Regions from separate parts of the Mus musculus genome. Here regions 1, 2 and 4 are each linked to region 3. A link is a contact called in ENCODE POLR2A ChIA-PET data. All regions are on one chromosome and are shown on one strand. The core of a region is the stretch at or near the end of the contact, and the rest is flanking DNA. Distances in the headings are between cores, read along the strand shown.

What was found. ChIA-PET counts read pairs that join two places held with the same protein, here RNA polymerase II (POLR2A).
Region 1: POLR2A ChIA-PET joins it to region 3 with 17 read pairs in embryonic stem cell. The contact joins the promoter of Baz2a here to the promoter of Cnpy2 in region 3. POLR2A ChIA-PET finds 5 or more read pairs at or near these places in 4 of 5 experiments (Patski and embryonic stem cell).
Region 2: POLR2A ChIA-PET joins it to region 3 with 21 read pairs in embryonic stem cell. The contact joins the promoter of Pa2g4 here to the promoter of Cnpy2 in region 3. POLR2A ChIA-PET finds 5 or more read pairs at or near these places in 3 of 5 experiments (Patski and embryonic stem cell).
Region 4: POLR2A ChIA-PET joins it to region 3 with 14 read pairs in embryonic stem cell. The contact joins the promoter of A430046D13Rik here to the promoter of Cnpy2 in region 3. POLR2A ChIA-PET finds 5 or more read pairs at or near these places in 4 of 5 experiments (Patski and embryonic stem cell).

The regions. Positions count from the first base shown.
Region 1 is chr10:128,090,022-128,095,219 of GRCm38, forward strand. Baz2a (bromodomain adjacent to zinc finger domain, 2A) reads left to right here and starts at 2,762. Exons shown (of 30, transcript NM_054078.2): 1 at 2,762-2,829. It overlaps Atp5b (ATP synthase, H+ transporting mitochondrial F1 complex, beta subunit), which reads left to right. Exons shown (of 10, transcript NM_016774.3): 10 at 1-367. The coding sequence ends at 98.
Region 2 is chr10:128,563,223-128,568,785 of GRCm38, forward strand. Pa2g4 (proliferation-associated 2G4) reads right to left here and starts at 2,712. Exons shown (of 12, transcript NM_011119.3): 1 at 2,518-2,712; 2 at 355-483; 3 at 2-107. The coding sequence starts at 2,605. Erbb3 (erb-b2 receptor tyrosine kinase 3) reads right to left here. Exons shown (of 28, transcript NM_010153.2): 28 at 4,301-5,563.
Region 3 is chr10:128,318,491-128,323,804 of GRCm38, forward strand. Cnpy2 (canopy FGF signaling regulator 2) reads left to right here and starts at 3,969. Exons shown (of 6, transcript NM_019953.1): 1 at 3,969-4,285; 2 at 4,840-4,952; 3 at 5,094-5,209. The coding sequence starts at 4,865. Pan2 (PAN2 poly(A) specific ribonuclease subunit) reads left to right here. Exons shown (of 26, transcript NM_133992.3): 24 at 455-548; 25 at 1,758-1,955; 26 at 2,244-2,868. The coding sequence ends at 2,275.
Region 4 is chr10:128,496,675-128,501,743 of GRCm38, forward strand. A430046D13Rik (Riken cDNA A430046D13 gene) reads left to right here and starts at 2,573. Exons shown (of 2, transcript NR_131151.1): 1 at 2,573-2,852. It overlaps Myl6b (myosin, light polypeptide 6B), which reads right to left and starts at 2,011. Exons shown (of 7, transcript NM_172259.1): 1 at 1,954-2,011; 2 at 527-743. The coding sequence starts at 697.

The sequences.
Region 1 (5,198 bases), core at 1,512-4,011, 230 kb before region 3:
AATATGACCATCTCCCAGAACAAGCCTTCTACATGGTGGGACCCATTGAAGAAGCCGTGGCAAAGGCTGATAAGCTGGCAGAAGAGCACGGGTCGTGAGGGACTCCAGCCAAAGGCAGCACTGCAACTGATCTCTCCATATCAAGCGAGAGCTCAGGTTTCCTTCCATGCAGGCCACACAAGAGCCTTGATTGAAGATGTGATGTTCTCTCTGAAGAGTATTTAAAGTTTTCAATAAAGTATATACCCCTCATTTATGTCTGTTTATGTTGCTTCTGAAACAGCTTATAATTGAGCTCACAGTGGTGGGCCACATTTAGGAAATTGTTAGAAACAGGATTATTATTAAAAAGATCAATTTATTAATGAGATTCTATGGGCCTTGTGTTTCATAATAGGCTCAGCTTTGGTTTTTGCTCCAACTATCACTAAAGTGTTTTTCCCCTGGAGAAAATAGATAAACTTATTCAAGACAGGGATTGCGTTTTTAGGAAATGCTGACTATCTGTCACAATTGAGGGTCTTGTCTAGGTACTCATTCAGAAAATTCTTAATATATTGCCAGAAATTTGAACAAGCCTAGCTGTGCATGTTTGTGCTTGAGTCTTCAGGGCAAAAAAAAAAAATGGTCTCTTAAGATCCCTTATGAAAAAGTTTTAAGGCTTCGGTGATGTTACAAAGAGTAATCTTGATACTGTTGCCACTGGGACTTTTGAAAAGCAGTACTTCCTCTTCATAAAAATGGGTACCTTAGCACACACTATGCTAGGATGTATTTTGTGCCTTACAACGTGTTTGAGCCCAGCCAGTGGCCTCTTGTGGAAGCATTTGACACTACAAGACCTGCAATCTCACCATTTTGAAATCTATTTAAGGCTATTTGCAAGGAGGTATTTCTATAGTCTAATGACTATTTACAAACCAGCTGGAGTTGGCCTGGGGAGGAGCCTACATCTATAAGTTTCACCTTGTAAGGTTGTCCACTTGGGGTAGAGCTCTGGACAGCTCAACTCCCAATTCTGAGCTCTGTGACCTAAAGGGCTCTGGGAAAGGTTCCTGGGGTGGAGTAGAGGCTTGAGCTTCCATCTGTCTATGACGTCCTTGGCTCCAGTCCCTCCTGTGTCAAGATTAGGACAGAAGGTGGCGCCCCTGAGTTGCCTGTTCTTGGTAGTTTGCTCTTGGAGCTTGGGTTGGGGGAAATGCTGTTACCGGGTGGGGACAGCTCCAGATCCTGACTCGAGTCGGCAAAAAGCTGATAAAGACCTAAGAGTACACAGGTCACCTCTTTCTGCTTTGTCACCCAAGTACAGACTTGGAAACTGATATTTTAAAGGTCATTTCCATCCCGGTGTTCGTGTTCTCTAAGGTTTGTAGAGAACCTTTCTCTCTCGCTAGCTGTAACTCTTTGTTTCCTTCATCCTTTACTGTCCCCTTCAACCACAGTCCTAAAGTATTAATATAGTTCTAACCTTCCTCCATATTTCTCCGGTCGGCCCTGTCCTCGCCTCCTCCCTCTCTCCACCCAATGAAAGCCCCGCCCTTCCCTCCTCCCTCCCACCCCAGTCTGTCATACAGGGACATCACCCTACAGCAGTTCAGGCTGTGTCGTTCGCAGGAAGCATACATTGGCTTTTTTGGGGTTTGCGAGTTCCCAGCCCATAGTTGGACAGGATCCAACAGTAGCCTTCAATTGAAGCAAGACCCAAGGACAGTGAGAATCTGGGTCCTAATCCTGAGTCCTGCCAGCCTGACATGGGTAAGTATGATAGCTGCCCCTGGGAAAGGCCTGAGGGATGCCCAGCTCCCTCTCTGGCTGACTCAGCAGGGGTGGGGCCTAACCTTTGCTCTTTTGGGGGAGTGAAGGAAGAGAAACGGACTGTGGGGGGGACACGGGGCTTAGCTGGTGAGCTGCTGAGCATTGGCAAGCTCCAGCTCTAAGGAAGAGCCTGGGGTTGTATCTTAGGTTAGGGCTTCCTTCCTCACCCTAGAACCCCCCGCTCCAATTTAAGTGCAGAGATTCAAGTAGTATTTTACTGTATTCATTACTAGTTCAGTCTTGGTCTTGTAAGAGATGCTTCCCCTCCCCCTAGTTTCTCTCGGTGTTTCTTCCTCCCCCCTTTAACCCACCACCGGGTCGGGGCTGCACTGAGCAGCTGCTTCCTGTTGCCCCAGAGGTTGCTGCAAGGGTGGTGGTGGTGGCTGGGGCCAAACCGAGCAATGAATAAAGTCGATTCTTAGCCCTGCATCAGCCTCACGACCCTGTTACGGATGGCCTCCACCATTGACAGGACAGAGAGCGTTTTGCCTCTGTGGTTTCCTGATTCCAGATTTGTACAGCTGTAGTACGGATAGGGCCGGGAGAAGCCTGTTTACCTAGCAGGGCGCTGTGCGTGACCCCGACATGCTCTCGGCCTTGAGTTCCCTCTCCTGCTCTCCTAGGCCTCCTTGAATCTTTGTGGCTCCCACTGTCTCTCCAGCCTCCTTTGTGAATAAGTCTTAGCTGGGCGCCCCGTGCCGGCAAAAAGAGCTCTTCAAGTACTCCAGTTCAGACCCACCGCTGTCCCCAACTACGCCGCAGAAGTTTCTGTCTTTTCCTGCATCTGGGATCCTTCCTGGTTCTGGCCCCTAGGAGACGCCACCCGCCGTCCCCTCCCCCAGCGGAGCCTTCGCGACAGCCGTCCCTGAGCGCTCGTCCTCACCCGGGTGGCTCCTGCCCCTTTAAGCGCCGCCCCCCCCCCCTCCGCCGCCGGCCTCGGGCTGGGGGAGGAGGCGCCGCCGCCCGGCTCGGCCACCTGCGCCGCCGCCGCCGCCCGGCCCGGCCCTGCTTCAGGTGAGGCCCGGCATCCGCCTCCAGGCCCGGGGTCCAGGGCAGGGCGTCCCCGCAGCCGCTTCCTCCCCTGGGATCCAAGCTCTGACCTTCCCTGCGCCCGCTGCCCTTGCTCTCTCCCCCGCCCTGCCTCCTCGCCCGTTCCTCCCCTGTCCTCTGCGCCCGGGATCCGGAGGCTTCTCACGCCTCTCCGCCATCCTCTCCCGGGAACCCCTCCTATTCCGGCCCTGGATCTCCCCTCCCCCGCGCCTCCCTCGCCAGAAAGCTCTCCCGCGGTCTGGGTTTCGCCTCCTCTTCTCTGGAACTAGCGCTTTCCCACGCCATCCTAACCCCGGAGGGGGGGGGAGATAACCGCCACCCCAACCCCTCTCCTGGTAGTGCGGGGGGCGGGGGGTACGACGCACGTTACGGGCGCTGTCCGCCCTGCTCCGCTCACCCTTCAAGTTCAGCTAAGTCTCACCTAAAGCTTTTCTTGCCGAGTTTGGGGTCGGACCCGAGCACCGCCCCCTGATCTCGGTGGGAAGGGCGCTCGGCCCCGCTGGAGCTGGCCCCTCCCCCTAGTCCGGGCGCCGGGGGCAGCGGCGCTGCGGGAACCTTGTGATACTCCGCTTCAGCGGCTGTTGCGGCAGAACAAGACTGGGGCTAAGTCTCTAAGGGATTGGGGGTGCTGGGTAAGGCAAAGGAAGCCCAACCTTCTCTATTTCAGGTTACTCCAGAAAACAAAACAAACAAAAACCCCGAGATGTCACTGTCTTATATGCCTATCATATGCCCAGCTGTCCGTTGGGGAATTTGGAGACTAAATCCGAGGGGCGCAGACCCACTTGGAGAAGGGGAGGGGTTACAATCTTTTTGGCATATTATGAGAGAACCTAACCTTACCAAAATACGGTGAGATTGTCTCCTCCGAACCTGAGTGCCGAAAAGGAACCAATGGGAATTGCTACAGGGCCAAGAGCTGTGGCTAAGGCAAGATCGGTTCAGTCATGGAGTGGGAGGTCTTTATAATTACCCTACCTTCAATAGGAAATACTCTTTCCATCCAGCTGAGCCCCGAGCTCCTTCTCTAGTGCCCCTGCCTCCAGAATTAGTAGAATGGGTGTCAGGGTTTGTCTTATACTACTCTGAGTCACAACTAAAGGTGCTGGGAAGGGCGCAGTGTGTGTGTCCTGTAGTGCTTAAGGTTGGATGCTTGGAGTGTCTTGAAGAGGAAAGGGAAGGTACAGCTAGGATGCATACCACCATCTCATAGCCCCAGCCATCTGGCTCCAGAGTGGCTGGCACAATGACAGCTGACCCAGAGACAGGGAGGTACAGCAGGAACTTGGAGGGTGAGAAGGCGGTGGCAGGTGTTTATCGCCACTTCACGTCTCATCATCCTCTGGCTTGTTTTGTGGGAGGTTCAGTCTGTTCCCCAGACACTCTTCTCACAGGTTGCTAATAAAATGACCGTTGGCCCCTTTCTCTTTGGAGTAGCTTCTTGAAGGGAGGCTTGTTGGCTAACCAGCCACATTGTTATGGGGATTGACAAATGTTTGGGGACACATGGGATCAAGTCCGCTTTTTTGCGTTCAGATTTGGCATGGGGGTGGGGGGCAGGTCACAAGTGTTGTATGTTAAGGCACCCGGCAAAAAGTAAAAAGCTTTGGGGCGTATTCCCTGCCCACCTTTATCCTTCAGAGAGTAGGGAAGATCGCAGCCTAGGTGGGATAAAGCGATAGGAGCCCTTCTGTACCAGATGAAAAAACGTATTATGCCCTGTTTTTCCTCTTCTAATATCTGGTGGTCTTCTATCTTACCTCTTTCTTTACTGGCTCAGGGCAGGGTTTGGGCCTAAAAGTAGCCGAGGTTACTAGGCCTGGGGCTCGGAAGGGGTGGGAACAGTGGGGCACAGGAGTAACCGGCTCTTCCGGAGCCAGCGGTGGGTGTGTGTGGGTGTGTGGTGATGAAGCGAAGGGGCGTGGTCACGGACGTCTGACTGGCGCAGGCTCCTCCTCTGCGTGCCCTGTCTCAAACTGGTTAGCCCCGGGTGGGAAGTAGGAAGAGTCATCTGCCCTGGAAAAAGGAGAGGACAGAAAGATACCAGCTTTCCTCTAAATCTGTCTCTTCCCTCTCCTGCCCTTAGGTGCCAGTTCCAACCTAAGCTTTTTTTTTTTTTCTTGGTGGTGGTGGGGTTACACATTTTTGTTTGTTTGTTTTTTGAGACAGGGTTTTTCTGTATAGTCCTGGCTGTCCTGGAACTCAGAAATCCACCTGCCTTCCCCTCCCAAGTGCTGGGATTTAAAGGCGTGCGCCACCACACCCGGCCACACTTTTTTTTTGGCCTAAGTTTACTTCTCCTTTCTCCAGGGCGTGGAGGTTAGTGGGCTTTT
Region 2 (5,563 bases), core at 1,462-3,961, 240 kb after region 3:
CATTTTTACCAAGTCACCTTCCTTGAGTATATAGTCCTGGTCACTCTTCAAAGGGGAGAAGTGACACACACAGTTATTTACGGAAATGCTGGTAGGAAAGGCAATACCTGTAAAAAGAACCATCAACCTTACTGCCTTGTTCTCACCTGGGAACACTTCCTGCCCTTTAGAAAAGTTGAAGGGGACTGGTTTTCGGTTTAGTCTGGGAAGGAAACTGTACCCATCCCACTTGCTACTTAGATTTTCAAATAGCTTAACCAGGGATTTGGGGGGGTGGGGTGTGTTTGTGGGAGGGCAACTAGGTGGCTGGGTTCAAATAGGAGAAATCAAGAGGGAGGGTTTTACCCTTCTTACCTTTCTTCATCTCCTTTTCCTTCTTGAAGATCTTCCCTGTCTCTTCCATAATCATGGCATCACCTTTCTCACACAAGCTCAGCACAGACACACCTGAGCTGGAAGCCTCCACCAAAGATCGAAGCACCCCTGGGAACAGGAGAAACCCATCAGCCCTGCATGCGTTCATCATGTGACCAGACCACAAACTGAATTTCGTTTCTCATACTCCCAACACTGTTCATTGTCCTAAGGTAGAGAGAGGAAAGGTTTATGTCCTGGAATAATCTACCCATGTTTAACGTCTGCGTTTTTGTTTTTGAGAAATACCCCTGACTGTCCTAGAATTCAGCGTAGACCTGCCTGCCTCTGTCTCCCCACACATGTGCTGGCACTGAAGGTGAGCCCACCACACCCTGCTCTACTTCCTACCTTCCCTTCCAAAAATAAGGTCAGCACCAGCTTCTCTCCTCTCCATGATTTGACACTTAGGCCTTAGGCCTCACACATCCCAAAGATGCTGTGGCAACCCACTCCACACACACAAACAGACCAAAAGACATTTATAGGCGTCGGGGACAATGGGGAGGTAGAGAACTGCTGAGTCAAAGTTGAAGCATTGTTAAATGTTACCTCCGTCCCTCCCCAGACACAAAGTAGTAATCATAATTTATGTGGCTGTATTTCCCCATGTCTAAGTATATAAGCCCAGGGGAATTAACCTAAGGTCTTAAAGATTCAGAGGGCTAAAACTTTACTTCCAGTATATCAAGATCACATGTAACCAGTTTCAAAACTATTATCTGAAGTTGCCTGTGGGGTTGGAGATTCTGTCTGATTCAAACCAACAGCAAATACTAAAACATCACCCCAAATAAGGTTATCATTTTGTGTATGTCTTTATGATCATGGGAATTCTAGGTTTGATGATTTCTTATGTGTTTTATTCTCTGGATTCCAGAGGAACTAAGATGTAACCAAAGACACCCTAAATACCTTCTTCCAAGTATTTTGTCAAGTCCATTCTAAAGGCCTAAGGCAGTTTTTTTTTTTTCCTCAAGACAGGGTTTCTCTGAAACTCAGAAATCCGCCTGCCTCTGCTCCCCAAGTGCTGGGATTAAAGGCGTGAGCCACCACTGCCAAGTCTAAGACAGTTTTTATCAAGTGAATTTTAATTTTTAAAATGTTAAAGAGCCGGGCATGGTTACACACACCTTTAATCCCAGCACTCTGGAACGCTGAGGTGGGCGGATCTCTCAGGCCAGCCTGGTCTAAGGGAGTACCAGGACAGCCAAAGCTACACAGAAAGCCCCAAAAATAAGGGGGTAAGGGAGGGAAAGAACTGGAAAGAGAAAACAGTAAAGTTATCTGTCCAAGTGGCAGACAACTGTTAGGAGAGTAAAGATCATTTAAGAAATGCTTATAATCCTAAAATCCGTGTCTCTCTCCACTTCTTTTCAGTATTATAGACAGGCTTGCCCAGCTGTCTAAGCAGAACCTCAAAACACTGTAGAGGCTCTAGGAACAAATATTAAAGGCCGCCTTCAAAAACCGGAGCAGTGGTCATACAGGAAAGCCAGGTTGTTTTAGAAGCTCCAGAAGTGTCTTCCAACGGCCCCTCGAGCTAGGTCAAGGGGCGAAGGGGGTCCCCACTAAGAAGACCTGAAGTAAAGACTTTAGCAAAGCACGTGGTGGGGAAGCACGGTAGGAGAGGAAGTGGGGAGCCATCGATCCGCACACAGGGACCTGGCAACACGTGCCGGCTCAGCTCCCGCGGGTCAAGAGCCGCGACTGGCAGAGGGGCGCTTCCGTCGCCAACAGCTGGCCGCTTCCTTTTCGAGGTGGCCTCACTGCTGCCAGTCGGGAGCATAGATCCGGACAGACCGAAGGGTATGGGCAGAAGACGACGCGCCTTGCCTCCTTACCAACCGCCCAGGGTCGGAGCATGCCTGGGCCCCTCTCTGTACTCCTCGCGGTCGCCGGCCCGCACCTCCACTCTCCAGCCCAGGCATGGCTGCTCAGTCCCCAGGGCGACACCAGATCTCCCCACCACGTCGCCCCCGGCAGTCGGCACGCGCCCCTCGGTGGCTCACTCGGCAAGACCCAGACGCCACAGCCCTCCGGAGAGAGCCCCAAACCTCTCCCTCTCAGCCTCGACTCCAAGACCCCCGAGGCCGCACTCACGGTTGGCGATGTCGCCCCCCATCTTATACTTGGTCACGACCAGGTCCTCGGCGATAGTTTGCTCCTGCTGCTCGTCTTCGCCCGACATCTTCCTACTGCTACTACTGCAGCTTCACTTTCCCTGAGCTGCGGCCTCCGTCTCCCTTCCCAGCCACAGGCTGTAGCTAGAGTCTCTTCGATCCGCGAGGAAAGCGCGAGCAAGCAAGGGAGCGGGAGGGCGGGCAGAGAGAGCGAGAAGCTGCGAGCGCGCGGGCTGAGGCGCAGGGCACACTGGGACAATGAGTCCTGCTGTCGGCCAGTTCCCAGCCGCCCTCGCGGGCTCTAGAACTACAATTCCCAGCCTGCTCCTCGCGCCCGTCCGCCAGGCCCTGGGAGGACTTGCCTTCCCAAGTCTGCGCACGCCGGAATCGCCGGGCACGCTGGGAAGAGTCTGGCCCCGGCGGGAAGGCGGAGCCGTTGGGGAGCTTGAGGGAAAGCGTGGTCTCTCCGGGAAAAACCTCTCATTCACGCCGACCCTGAGCTCGTAACAGCGAGGGGCGGGCCAAGCGGGGAGGGGTGGAGCTACAGGGAGAAAAGGGTTGAGAGGCCGCTGGGCAGGGTGGAACAGGGTGGAGCCTGGAGCCATAGGACTAGGGTCAGTGGGTGTGTGTGTACGTTTTGGGCGGTTGTCCCGTGCGCGTAGCCTTGGATTCCCCTGTCGGCCGGCGCGACCGGCCTGGCTGGTCAAATCCTCCAGTGCTGGGATAACCTCTGGGAGGGGCTGAGCGGAGGTGGAAGTCCTAGGGTGCTGGAAGCGAGCACTAACTGGACAGTCTGGGTGATTATACATGTACCATGGCCTGCTAATAGAAAAAGGCCAGACTTCCTACTAGACTAGAATAAAATAGCACTATTGTTCCAGCCGTGGTTTTTGATGGGGGCCATCTAAGGGAAACGTTTATGAGGGATTTGGTCACTCTTAAGAGTTCTGAATCGCCGGGATGAGGTGGCGCACGCAAAGGCAGGCAGATTTCTGAGTTGGAGGCCAGCCTGGTCTACAGAGTGAGTTCCAGGACAGCCAGGGCTATATGGAGAAACCCTGTCTCGAACAAAAAAAAAAAAGTTCTGCATCATTTCAAGTTTTCAGTACCCAACCTGTGTAGGAAAAAATAAAAACAACCCAAGGCTTGCTTGAGCTTTTTCATTTTCTCCCAACAATCAGGGGGTTAGGGTTTTGTTCCTAATTGTTTACACTTTTGTTCCTTTGTAGGGATCCCCAGTAAAAAACCCTTTAGTAGAAAGGACTAGAAATGCAAAGCCGGGCACTGGTGGTGCACGCCTTTAATCCCAGCATTTGAGAGGCAGAAGTAGTCGGATTTCTGAGTTCGAGGCCAGCCCGGTCTACAGAGTGAGTTCCAGGACAGCCAGGGCTACACAGAGAAACCCTGTCTCGAAAAAACAAACAAAAGAAAAAGACTAGAATGCAAACAGGGTCTGGAGAAATAACCTGGTTGGTATAACCTGGTATCCTTGCAGAGGGAAGGGAGTTCCCAGAACATTACAGTCACCTGTAACTCTTAGCACTGTGTAGTTGGCCTCTGTGGGCATTGCACTCACGTGCACATAACACCATTCCCAAACTCCCACTCTCTCACATACCCATAATTAAAATCTTAGAACAAATCAAGATTGGTTACATTACTTGTGACAGAATGTCAGAAGCAGAGAAAGCCACCCATTGTTAAGAAGCAAAGAAAAGGGATGGTCATGTGTACTTTCCACTTGACAGGAATCCACAAAAACAAACAAAAAAACTCTGACATTTTTATTTAGACACGTATAAAAACAAAACAAAAAAACTTTAATGGTACAAGAAGACATTCCCCCCAGTTCCCATCCAGGAAGACTTGAGGTTTGAAGATGGATCCTCTTTCTATCCCACCAGAAGTTTATCACTACTGGTTGAGAACAGCTCCCAAAATAGGAGTCTTGGAACCTTTGCGAATTGGCTTGTAATGAGTGTGTATCTGCAACGTAAATGGCCTGCAGCTTACACAAAAATGTCTAGTTACTTGTCCTGTGTCATCTCCACTCCTTCCTGAGATGAGAGGCCTGGGTGCTGGAGGAAAACGTGGCTGGCTGCATTTGCTTGATTCAGTGCACCAACAAACGGAGTCTGGAAGCTCACACATGTAGCCACAGCCTTTGAGAGGTGAAGATGGGATTGCTGTGTGTGGAGTTGAAGGCCATCCTGGGCTACACAGTTGCAGGCCAGTCGCCAGGCCCGGCTTTACACACACACACATACACTTTATAGTTAAATCACAGGCATGGGAATTGGGAGGATTTTGAATCCTGGACCTGTGGCTTTGCTTCTTCAAGGCTCAATTCCCCATTTTCTGAGGTTTTGCTGTCCACAGTTTTAGTAACCTGTGGTCAACTGTCATCTGAAACATGCTGAGTGACAAGTTCCTGAAATAAATAATCCTTACAGTTTACATAGTACCCATTCTGAATAGCACGATGAAATCACAGCCGGCCTCTCCTGTTCCACTTGGTAGATGAATCATCTCTGCCTGGTACACCCGCACTGAATAACCTATTTGCTCTTGAGCCACTTAATTACCTGCCTGGTTATTAGATTGACTGACAGATCTCATAGTACTTGTGCTCAAAGACCCTCATCTTACCTAAGAATGGGCCCAAAGGGCAAGTCCTGCTATTAATTCAAATGTGTCAAAGAAATGGTTTTTTGTTTGAGAAAAGGTGGAAATTCTTGACTTCACGGGGGGGGGGGTTGTAATGTCTATAATAACAAATCCATTAAATTAGAAAAATAGAAAAATCAGTACAACCTCTGCTGTGTCACCTCAAACTAAAAAGAACAATAAGTTCTTAGTTAAGATGGAAAAGTCACTAATCACAGAATTCAGTTTTGTTTACTGAATATTAAAAAAATATTAAAAATATTAAAAGAAAAAAAAAACCCTACAGGATTCAGTACTATTCAAAGATTCCGGGACCTGTTGGCTATCTTGGAACACTCAGATTCCATATTGGTGAAACA
Region 3 (5,314 bases), core at 2,719-5,218:
GCTTTGAACTCACAGAGGTTCGCCTGCCTCCTCCTGAGTGTTAGAACTGAAGGTGTATATTACCATCCCTAGCACCCCCCTCCCTCTAATATACAGCCTTCTTCCAACCCAACTTGCTCCGACCATCTTCATTCACTCACCATACTTTAAAAAACAAAATTAAGTTTATTTGGTGTGTGTGCGCTCATACACACCTCCTCCTGCAAGTACTGAGTTACACGTGTAGAGGTCAAAGATCAGCTTGTGCACGTCAACTCTCTCCTTCCATCTCGTGGGTCCTGGGAACTGAAGTAAGGTTGTCAGGCTTGGTGGCAAATGCCTTTACCTGCTGAGCCACCTTGCTGACCTCGGAGTTACTCTTCTGGCTGACTACTCAGGGCATATATCTGAATTCAGAGAATGGGAGGTTCTGGATCATCTGTCTCAAGGCTTCTTTTCTTCTGGTCCCTGCTAGGTGCCCAAGGACCAAGTTCTTGACACAGTCTACCTGTTCCACATGCCCCGAAAACGAATGATTTCCCTACGATTCCTGGCCTGGTATTTTCTAGGTGAGTTGCTCTACCTTGTGCGCCCTACAGTAAGAACTGATTACAAGCAGAAAACATTCAGGGTGGAGACAGGGTAGATGGCTCAGAGGTGCTTGCTTGTTTCTTGTTTGGGGTTTTGTTTTTGTTTTTGTTTTGACACAGTGTCTCACTAAGTAGCTCTGGCTGCCCTGTAACTAGTTATGTTGAGCACTGGCTGCTCTTCCAGAGGTCCTGAGTTCAATTCCCAGCAACCACATGGTGGCTCACAACCATCTGTAATGGGATCCCATGCCCTCTTCTGGTGCGTCTGAAGAGAGAGACAGTGTTTTACTCACATAAAACAAACAAATAAATCTTAAAAGAAAACATCAGGGGCAGGGGATACAGCTCAGCTGGTAGAGTCCTTGTTGAGAGCTCAGCACCACATGGAAGTGGACACAGGCGGCAGGCCTGCCTAGAGTCACAACTCAGGAGACACAGAAGAAACAGAACTTTAAGGTTAGTCTCAGTACATAATGAGTTCAAGGCCAGCCTGGGCTACAAAAGGCCATTTTTGCTTTTAAAAAGGAGAGTAGAAAGCACCAGGAGGCGACACTTTCAGGTCTGTAAGTTTGAAGCCAGTCTGGGCAGTAGAGGAGATACTGTCTTAACAACGATAGCAAAAAGCTACAACAATCTCTCAGGAGGCAGAGGCAGGTGGATGTCTGAATTCGAGGCCAGTCTGGTCTACAGTCTCAGTTCCAGGACAGCCAGGGCTACACAAAGAAACCCTGTCTTCAAACAAACAAAAAATCTACAAGAACAACAAAACAGGAATCATTTTAGAATAAAGAATAGTTATTTCTCAAGTTAGAATTACCATTTTTTTCAGCTAATGGTTTTAGTTAGATCTATCACTAATTTAAGAAGACGTTTTCTGGGTCTGACGAGTTGGCTTAGAGCACCTACCACTGCTCTTGCAGAGGGCCCAGGATCAAGCCCCAGTGCTTAACATGATAGCTCACAACCGCTCACAACCGTGTGTAACCTCAGTTCAGGCAATCTGACACCATCTTTTGACCTTCATGGTCACCATGCACACCCATACATAGACCACGCAGGCAAAACAGTCAGTAAACATAAAATAAGAAAAGATGTTTCTAGGAGACTGCGTGGGAGTGTTGTGGGTGCCAGGATAGAGATGGGGTGCCTGCCGCCTTTGTGAGTTCCTTAAGTATCGGTGTACCCCAGACCTGAAGATTCAAGGTGAGACCCATGACAGCATTGAGGATGCCCGCACAGCCCTTCAACTCTACCGGAAGTATCTGGAGCTGAGCAAGAACGGCACCGAGCCCGAGTCCTTCCACAAGGTGCTCAAGGGTCTCTATGAGAAGGGCCGAAAGATGGACTGGAAGGTGCCTGAGCCTGAAAGCCAGACAAGTCCCAAGAGTAAGGCTGGGCTGAGGCGAGGGAAACTGGGCTGGGTAGGTGTTGCTGGCATATGTCGAGCTTGTATACCACCACCTCAGATTATAATACCCCTACCTGCTCCTGAAGTGTCTGACAGTTCACACATCACTCAGTGTTTCCAATAGTCAGTGAGAGAGACACTGGTGTAGCCGCTTGCTCAGGGAAATGTCCATGCCTTGCCCTACTTCCCTCATGCTCTTTCTGTATAGTGAGTGTCCTGGTGCCTCCTCTGCTCACCCTGGTCTCCGTGATTCTGTCTCCTAACAGATGCAGCTGTCTTCTCAGTGCTGGCACTGTGAGCTGCCTTCCCTTTCAGTGCTGTCCCCAGAACTGAGAGGTGGCTTCTCAAGTCGGCTTTACCCTGTCCACTTCCAGAACTGGATCTGCTCAGGGTCTACAGATGGTGCTATTAATAGAACTGGAAAGCAGCAAAATTGTTGCAAAGGTTCTAGCTGCCAGATTCCCCCTTTATCCTCTGCAAAACAGTGGGCCAGAAACAAAGCCTAAAGTGACCCAGGTGGAGTGATTGGTGTTCGTAATAAATATCCTGGGCAACTGATATCTGTACAAAAGAGCTCTAGAACCAGAACTCTCAGTTCCCAGTCTGCTAGAGAACTGAAGTCCTGGACAGTCACAGGGTACAGAGACCCAGGCAGCTCCAGCATCTAGCTGCTTGAGAGACGGTGGCTGGGTGGACCAGCTTGTAGAGTCTCAATGGGCCAATCAAACCGGTGTGCAGGAAGCTGAGCTACTGGCTTCATTCCTGACCACAGCTGAGAAGTATCTGTCTTCCATACATTCTATCTCGAGTTTTGTTTTATTTTTTAAAAATTTTGCTTAAAACAGCATGTTTTATAAAATAAAAGTATTTTTATCTCATTAGAAAACCGCTAGTGTGGGATTCTTTGGCTTCTTTCTTTCTTTGATTTGACTTCACCAAACAATGAGAAAATGAAAACTGTGTTTTCAGATCCACACCTAGAAATGAAGATTCTGAGTCCCAGAATGAATGGATCCAGGAGGAACATAGTTTTTTTGTTTTTTTGTTTGTTTGGTTGGTTTTTGGTTTGTTTTTTGAGACAGGGTTTCTCTGTAGCCCTGGCTGTCCTGGAACTCACTTTGTAGACTAGGCTGGCCTCGAGAACTCAGAAATCCGCCTGCCTCTGCCTCTCAAGTGCTGGGATTAAAGGCATGCGCCACCATGCCGGGCACCAGGAGGAACATAATTGTTCTTCCCCTGGACGGTGTTCGGTCTTTGCTGTAGTTGCCTAGCACCCTAAATACATAAAGCGATCACAAATCCCAGTTTATCTCAAGACCTTAAGGCGTGGTGTCAACCTGTTATCCTAACAGCGGAGCAGTTGAGAACCACAGTCCCCAACCAGCCTGCGATGGGGAGTTGAGTTCAAGGCATCCTGGGCTACATAGCAAGACACTGCTTCACTCATGACAGTACCTGCGGTGTGCCGAAAATTCAGAGAGGAATTGCTCTATTCACAGCGTGAGAGCTAAGAAGAATATTGACCGTAATATAACCCACACCCCCATCCTCAGAGGATAAATTAAGAGAAATCTCCAAGAACCTGCCTGAAAAGGCAGATAATACCAAAAATGATATTACCCAATACATACCTAATGACGATCATTTATTAATTTGGTACAAGAAGGAAGTTGTTTTAAAAACTAGTTTTTTTGTTTGTTTGTTTGTTTTTTTTTTAAGAAAGAAAAAGACCTGTAGCTACTGGCAGAGTGGTACTGCAGTGCTTCCTGGGAAATGTAGTTTGCTGTATCATGAAATCTTTGTGCATTGAAACCTAGGCTTCTCTCCCACTACTAATTGCATCTGTTTGCAAGTCCTAGCCCACCTGGACTGATGCAATTTCCCCAGGCACCCCATGCGCTCGGTCCTCACTGTAAGCTAGGCTACCTTTGTTCTTTGGTTGGTCACGTGAACCAATTCGCCACGCAAGTCTGGGTCCTCAAGTCTTCCAAGGGGTCCTCGCTGCCTCGGAGGCGCTCCTAAAGCTGCCTGCTCGCGCGAGAGTTTGGAGGGGCGGGCTTAGGGTCAGTTTCGGTGGGGGGCTCGCACGGGACCCTCAGATCTCCGCTTAGGTGCCTAGTTAAGTGCGGGAAGCTGGGCCAGGCGGTCACTGGCCACCCTGAACCTGGCGGGAGCCGGAGCGCTCTGGAGAAGCCGGGACAGCCCCGTTTTTCCCAGCCAGCTGCTAGGGTTGGGACCCACAGAAAACAAAGTGAGAGTCCGGCTGCTTTCCAGAGCCTGGGCCACGGCGGCGGCCGTGGGAGCAGAGGTGGGACAGATGCGAGCGTCAGAGGCTGTGGGCGCACTGAGGTTGGGAATGGACCCGAGCAAAGCGATGGCGGAGTCCTTACAAAAGGGGCTGGTCTGTCTGCACGGGAGCTACTTACATTCTAGAGATGGGGATTCCGGAACCCTTGGTGCTAGGTCCACATAGGCCCTGGTTATGGAGTGTGCTCGCTGGCTTCATGGCCTGACTGGTTCCTTGCTGGCAGCTCCTTTCTGCCCGTCATTCTCACGTAATCGATAACCTCCATCTCAAAGCTACTGCATAGCTCTGTGAGTCCTCAGTGTCCTCAAAGTATCAAAACCCAGGCCCTCACCTGTGGAGGACATAGTTTCTGGATCTGAGTCCCAGTCCCGAGCTCTCACTCCCTATTCCCCCATCCCGAACTCCGGTCCCTCGGGTGTTTGTAACGAGGTTTTTTCCTGGAAAACAATCCGAATCACACCAAGGCCTCTGAAGGCCTTGGAATGAGGGGTGACGGTCATGGGGGAAATGGATCGCTCTCCTCACACCTGTGTTTCATTTTCATACAAATCCAGGTGGAGCGACCCTGTTACACTAAAGATGAAAGGCTGGGGTTGGCTAGCCCTACTTTTGGGGGTCCTGCTGGGAACTGCCTGGGCTCGAAGGAGCCAAGATCTACACTGTGGAGGTAAAAGCACGAAGACCAGTGGAGAAGTGGGAGGAAGATGACCCGTGGGAGTCATGAGATCCAAAGCTTGGAACAAGGATGGATAGAAAAACCCTCATTCCCCTCACCATCCCCACTCCCTGTTCTCTTCCCTGACACCAGCTTGCAGGGCTCTGGTGGATGAATTAGAGTGGGAAATTGCCCGCGTGGACCCCAAGAAGACCATTCAGATGGGATCCTTCCGAATCAATCCAGATGGCAGCCAGTCAGTTGTGGAGGTAATTTACTATCCCTCAAATAAAGTAGCTCACTCGGGCTTAGAGTATGAACTTGTTCGAAGAGAAGAAAGCAGGAAGTCATTCGACCTGTAATGATAATGATCT
Region 4 (5,069 bases), core at 1,323-3,822, 180 kb after region 3:
ACAGGGCTTATTCAGTCCCTCTCTATCACAACCAACTGGCAGCCACTTCTGGGGAGGGACCCAAAGGGATGAAGGCGGGGAGCCGGGCCACTTCAGTCCTGTCCCCAGCTCTGGGCCTTGGGAGAATCCCAAGAGGAATTACAGGGGGAGGGTTTCTTGGGAACAGGGTTAATCCCATGCCACCTGTTCCCTTCCCTCCTGCTACCCCGAGTCCTGCATCCCTCACATAACTGGGGGCTGAACAAAGGCTAAATTTACCCCTGCCCCCAGCTGTGATTGTCTAACAAGCCTGCCCTCTTCAGTCTCCCCTCCTGGGGTTCAGAGATGTAGCCTTCTGAGTTGAACAGAAGAGCCAGAGGCAGACAGCACCCCTCTCCCTTCACTTCGGAAACTGGCCTGACCTGGGAGCCCCAACCTCATTCCAGCGTTCATTCATTCCCTATCCTTTCCACATATTCCCGGATACCCAAGGCTGCACCGCATCTCTGAACTATCCCTTCCAGATTCACACTTCCCCAGGACTCACCACCACTTTGGAGAGATCAACAGGGGGCTCCTGGGATTTTGCAGGTGCCTGGGGGGCAGCCGGCTCAGCCTTGGCCTTGGCTAGAGGGGTCCCTGGTGTAGACTTGGCAGCAGGCTTAGAGATGGAGGGCCCTGCTGGTTTCTTCACGGGAGCATCCTTCTTGGGAGGCATGATGTCAGGTGGCCAAAGAACAATGTGCTGATGGGGGCACCCATCTCTGTTTAAATAGGCAGGGAGTCTGGGATGTCAAGGGGCGGGGGCAGCAGCAGGGACAGGGAGCCAGTTGGCAAGGGTGAGGGGGAAGAGACTTATGCCTGTCTGCCCTCACTCCCCTGGCCTCCTATGGTTCAGGACTCCTGCCCCCAAAGTTTTCTTCCCTCTGATACCACTCTCCTACAGCTGAATAGAATGTTTTCTTTAAGGGTACAGAGAAGAAACACGAGACCTGTCAGAATAGGGATTGTTAACCTCCAGGGTGAAGATAGGATGTTTGCCAGTGATTCTGAGATAGGAGCTAAGGGGAGAAAGAAGAAAACTAAAGTAGAAAAACAAACAAAAACTTGCATTAGTTTTAGACCGTGGGAAAGCCCAAGCAAAGCAAGGGCTTGGGGTGGAGTCGGGGTAGAGGGGTGGGGGGCTGGTATCAGGTGGGAAGTTTTAAAATCTGTTCTGGAAACAGTAAAAGGTGAGAGGAGGCCTTTGCACTCCCTTCTGTCTTTTCCCGTATCCTTAGAACTTGTAATCCCTGGGCCCCCACCTACCCCCAACCTTAAACTATGCACAGTAACTCGAGCGTGTTATTACCCACTGACTTCTATACCTAATGTTGGTTTAGGGGTTCCAGTGTAGGCAAGGCTTAACATCTGTCACACATAATTCCAAAGAAGGAACATTTTTCAACAAGACAATGTTATTCAAATCAAACAAAAGGCTATAATGCCTAGTGAGCATGGAGGGAACACACACACACACACACACATGGAGGGGGCCCTGGGAGACAAAGAGCCCCCTAATAACCCAAAAGGTTACAGGACCTCCAAAGGAGTTCATAGGTATCCACACGGACACACCATTGGTCAGGATCACATCAAAAACCTTAGCTGAGCTTTGAGTCACAAACCTTGCTGGAAGCGCTGATGAAGGGAAAAGATGATGTTTGGGAGCTAGGAGGTTCTGGCTACTCTGTTCTTGGATAAAGAAGAATTACATGGCATTCTGAGAGACTGGTCATTCCACTTAGGCCCTGGAGTTCGCAGAGTAGCAGTGGGTCTCCCATTTGCAAAAGGGCGTCAGAATCTTTTTACTGCAAATTGTCCCATTTTTGGAAAATAAAGAATCCTTCCTAAACAAAACGCCCGTTTCCCTCACTTTCACTCACTCCTAAGCCCTAGAGAGGAAAAAGACCCTCCCAGCCCCTCAAAACTCACCTTGCCGGGTCCGAGGAAGGGGCAGGTGGGGGGCGGGACTCAGGGCAGCTCCTGTCCCTGAAGGGTTAAGTGCGGCTGCCGCAGAGCATGCTGGGAGTCGTAGTCCGCGAGCACCCGCAGGCTCACAGGAAACCTTTTCCCAGCCGTGAGAGTTGGTGGTGACTTCCGGCCCCTGGTGACAGTTGGTGACTCAGGTCCTGAGGCGTGCGCCGGTTCCGGAATTGAAAGGGCCTGAGCTGTCCCCACCCATGACCCTGCGGCTGCAGACCCACAGACGCCCGCAAGGCTAGGGGCGGGGCCGGCCCGGGCGGTGGGAGGGGCCGGGCGGTGGGCGGGGCGGCAGCGGGGGCTTCCTCAGGCTGTTAGCTGCGGAATGGTGTAACTTGGCAGAGTTTTGCGTTTTATTTATTTATTTATTTATTTATTTATTTATTTATTTATTTATTTCACATTTGATAGTGGTCGAAAGACTGACTGAAGTAGATGTTAAGATTTACAATTTAGCCTGGCCATCTGCTTCCACTCTCCTCCTTGTGGAGGCGTCTGCTGAGGCCGCCAATGCACCGCGGTCTCCCCCCCCCGAGATACCCAACAAATGCAACGCTGGGCTCTGCAGTCCTTCTTTACCTTTCCGACACCATTGCCCAGCCTGAGTATTTGCACTTTCTCCCTGGAGTTTAGCAAATGTCTGAGTGCAGAGAGGGAACCGGCCCACCGTCCCGAAACAGACGAATAAATAACTCTGGCGGCGCGCCTCATACTAGAGCTTGTGCAAGCAAGTGGACCAGAAATAGCTCAGGGTAGAAGACTCCCAGCGGCGCCATAGGAAGAATGAGGCACAAGCCAATTTTGTACCCTGAAACGGACATTCCCCGGCTGGAAAAAGCTTGAGTAAAAAGGTCTGTACGGGTGCAAGGGATGTAGCACAGTTGGTTGCACAAAGCTCTGGGTCCCAGCACTCAGGAGGTGGAGACAGGAAGAATCAGATGTCTTTGGGACGTAGGGACTTCGGGCCAGCCTGAGCTACATAAGATCCAGTTTCAGAGCAGAAAGGGAAGGGACGCCTGAGAGCTTGTCTTAAACTAGAAAGCAAGAACAAGAAAGCAGTCTTGGTGATAACACAAATGTAATCCCAAGTCGGGGGGTGAGGGGGGGGGGGGGACAAACGAGCCTGGGCTATACAGTGAGACTCAAAACAACAGTGAATAAGGGCTGAAGTTAGAGCTGGCTGGCAGAACAATTGTCTACAACCGTTCAGGTTCTGGGTTCAGTCTCCATCACCATTAAAAAGGATTCCCACCCCCCCTGGTTTGTTTGTTTGTTTGTTTGTTTTGTTTTTTGTTTTTTTGGTTTTTTGAGACAGGGTTTCTCTGTATAGCCATGGCTGTCCTGGAACTCACTTTGTAGACCAGGCTGGCCTCGAACTCAGAAATCCACCTGCCTCTGCCTCCCGAGTGCTGGGATTAAAGGTATGTGCCACCATGCCTGGCTGTGTTTTATCTTAATAGATATGTGGTCCGGTGTGACTTTTTTGTTTACGTTTTTCAATGGCCTCAGTCTGCTGCTGCACTGGCTAGCCTGCCCTGCCTCCCTGTTACTCTGTGTTCTAAGGTTCTTGGGGTCTAACCCAGAGCTTTCTGCATGCCAGGCAAGCGCTCTACCCTCGTAGCCCTGAAAGGAAAGAAGTGGTGATAATCACACAGCAGTGTATCACTTCAGAAACTTGAATAATTGTGGGTTCACCCTATACAACTAGATTTTGTGTTTGTTTTATTTTTATTTTGAGACAAGGTTTCTCTGCATAGGCTTGGCTGTTGACTTTTGTCTTTTTTATCTATTTTATTGAGAGTTCTTATACTATTCTCTCCCTTCTAACCCTCCCCCCCGCCCCAATACAACATGAGGTAGGAGAGAAAGGCTACAGAGGAAAGAGGACGAAGACCTCCACAGGCTTCTTCCTTGGTTAGGTTGTGGTGTTCCCAGGGGCAAGTCAGCATCCCAGCAACAGCAAGGGGAGCAGCTGCCGTAGGCCTTCTAGGGGCCCTTGTATTAATATCCTCTCCAGAGTCTCTAGAATTAAACTATCTGCAGATGGCAAAACCATGCCCCTCTTGGAGCACAAGACAATCATAGTGGCTGAGGACAAACTGAAGAAGCCCCATATCCCACACTTGGGCTTAAAACAAAAGCACATAACATGAGGGGGTTTTAAAGAAACCAGAACTCTCAGTACACCCACCTGTCCTGGGCTCGCTCTGTAGACCAGGCTGGCCTCAAATTCCCTCAGAGAACCAGGCCAGCCACAAACTTAGAGACCTGCCTGCCTCTGCCTCCCGAGTGTGGGGATTAAAGGCGTGCGCCACCACTGCCCAGCTGGACATTAACTTTCTTTTTCTTTTTTTTTCTTAAGATTTATTTATTTATTTATTATATGTGAGTACACTGTCACTGTCTTCAGACACTCCAGAAGAGGGAGTCAGATCCCATTACAGATGGTTGTGAGCCACCATATGGTTGCTGGGATTTGAACTCAGGACCTTTGGAAGAGCAGTCAGTGCCCTTAACCACTGAGCCATCTCAGCAGCTCGGACATTAACTTTCTAAGTCAACAGAAAAAAAAAAATTGATAGCAAAGATAAGTGTGCTGGCCAGGCTTTTTTTTTTTTAATTCTTTCATATACTATATCTCAGCCTCAGTTTCCCCTCTCTCCCCTTCCCCTGTCCCTCCCCCACCACCTCCCCTCTCCCCCAGATTTACTCCCCTCCAGCTTCCCTCAGAAAAGAGCAGGCCTCCCAGGGACATCGATCAAATACGGCATATTTAAATAGGCACATCCATCGCACCACATCAAGGTTGGACGAGGCAATTCAGTAAGGGAAATGGTCCCATAAGCAGGCAAAAGAATCGGGGACAGCCCCCACTCCCATGGTTAGGATTCCCACAGAACCACCAAGCTACTCAGACATAACACAGAAGCTCTGGCTAGTTTTTATGTCAACTTGACAGGAGCCAGAGTCATCTGAAAGGAGGGAACTGCAACTGAGAAAATGCCTGTCATAAGGTAAGTAGGCAAGCCTGTAGGATATTTTCTTTGTTTTTTTTTTTTATTAATGTA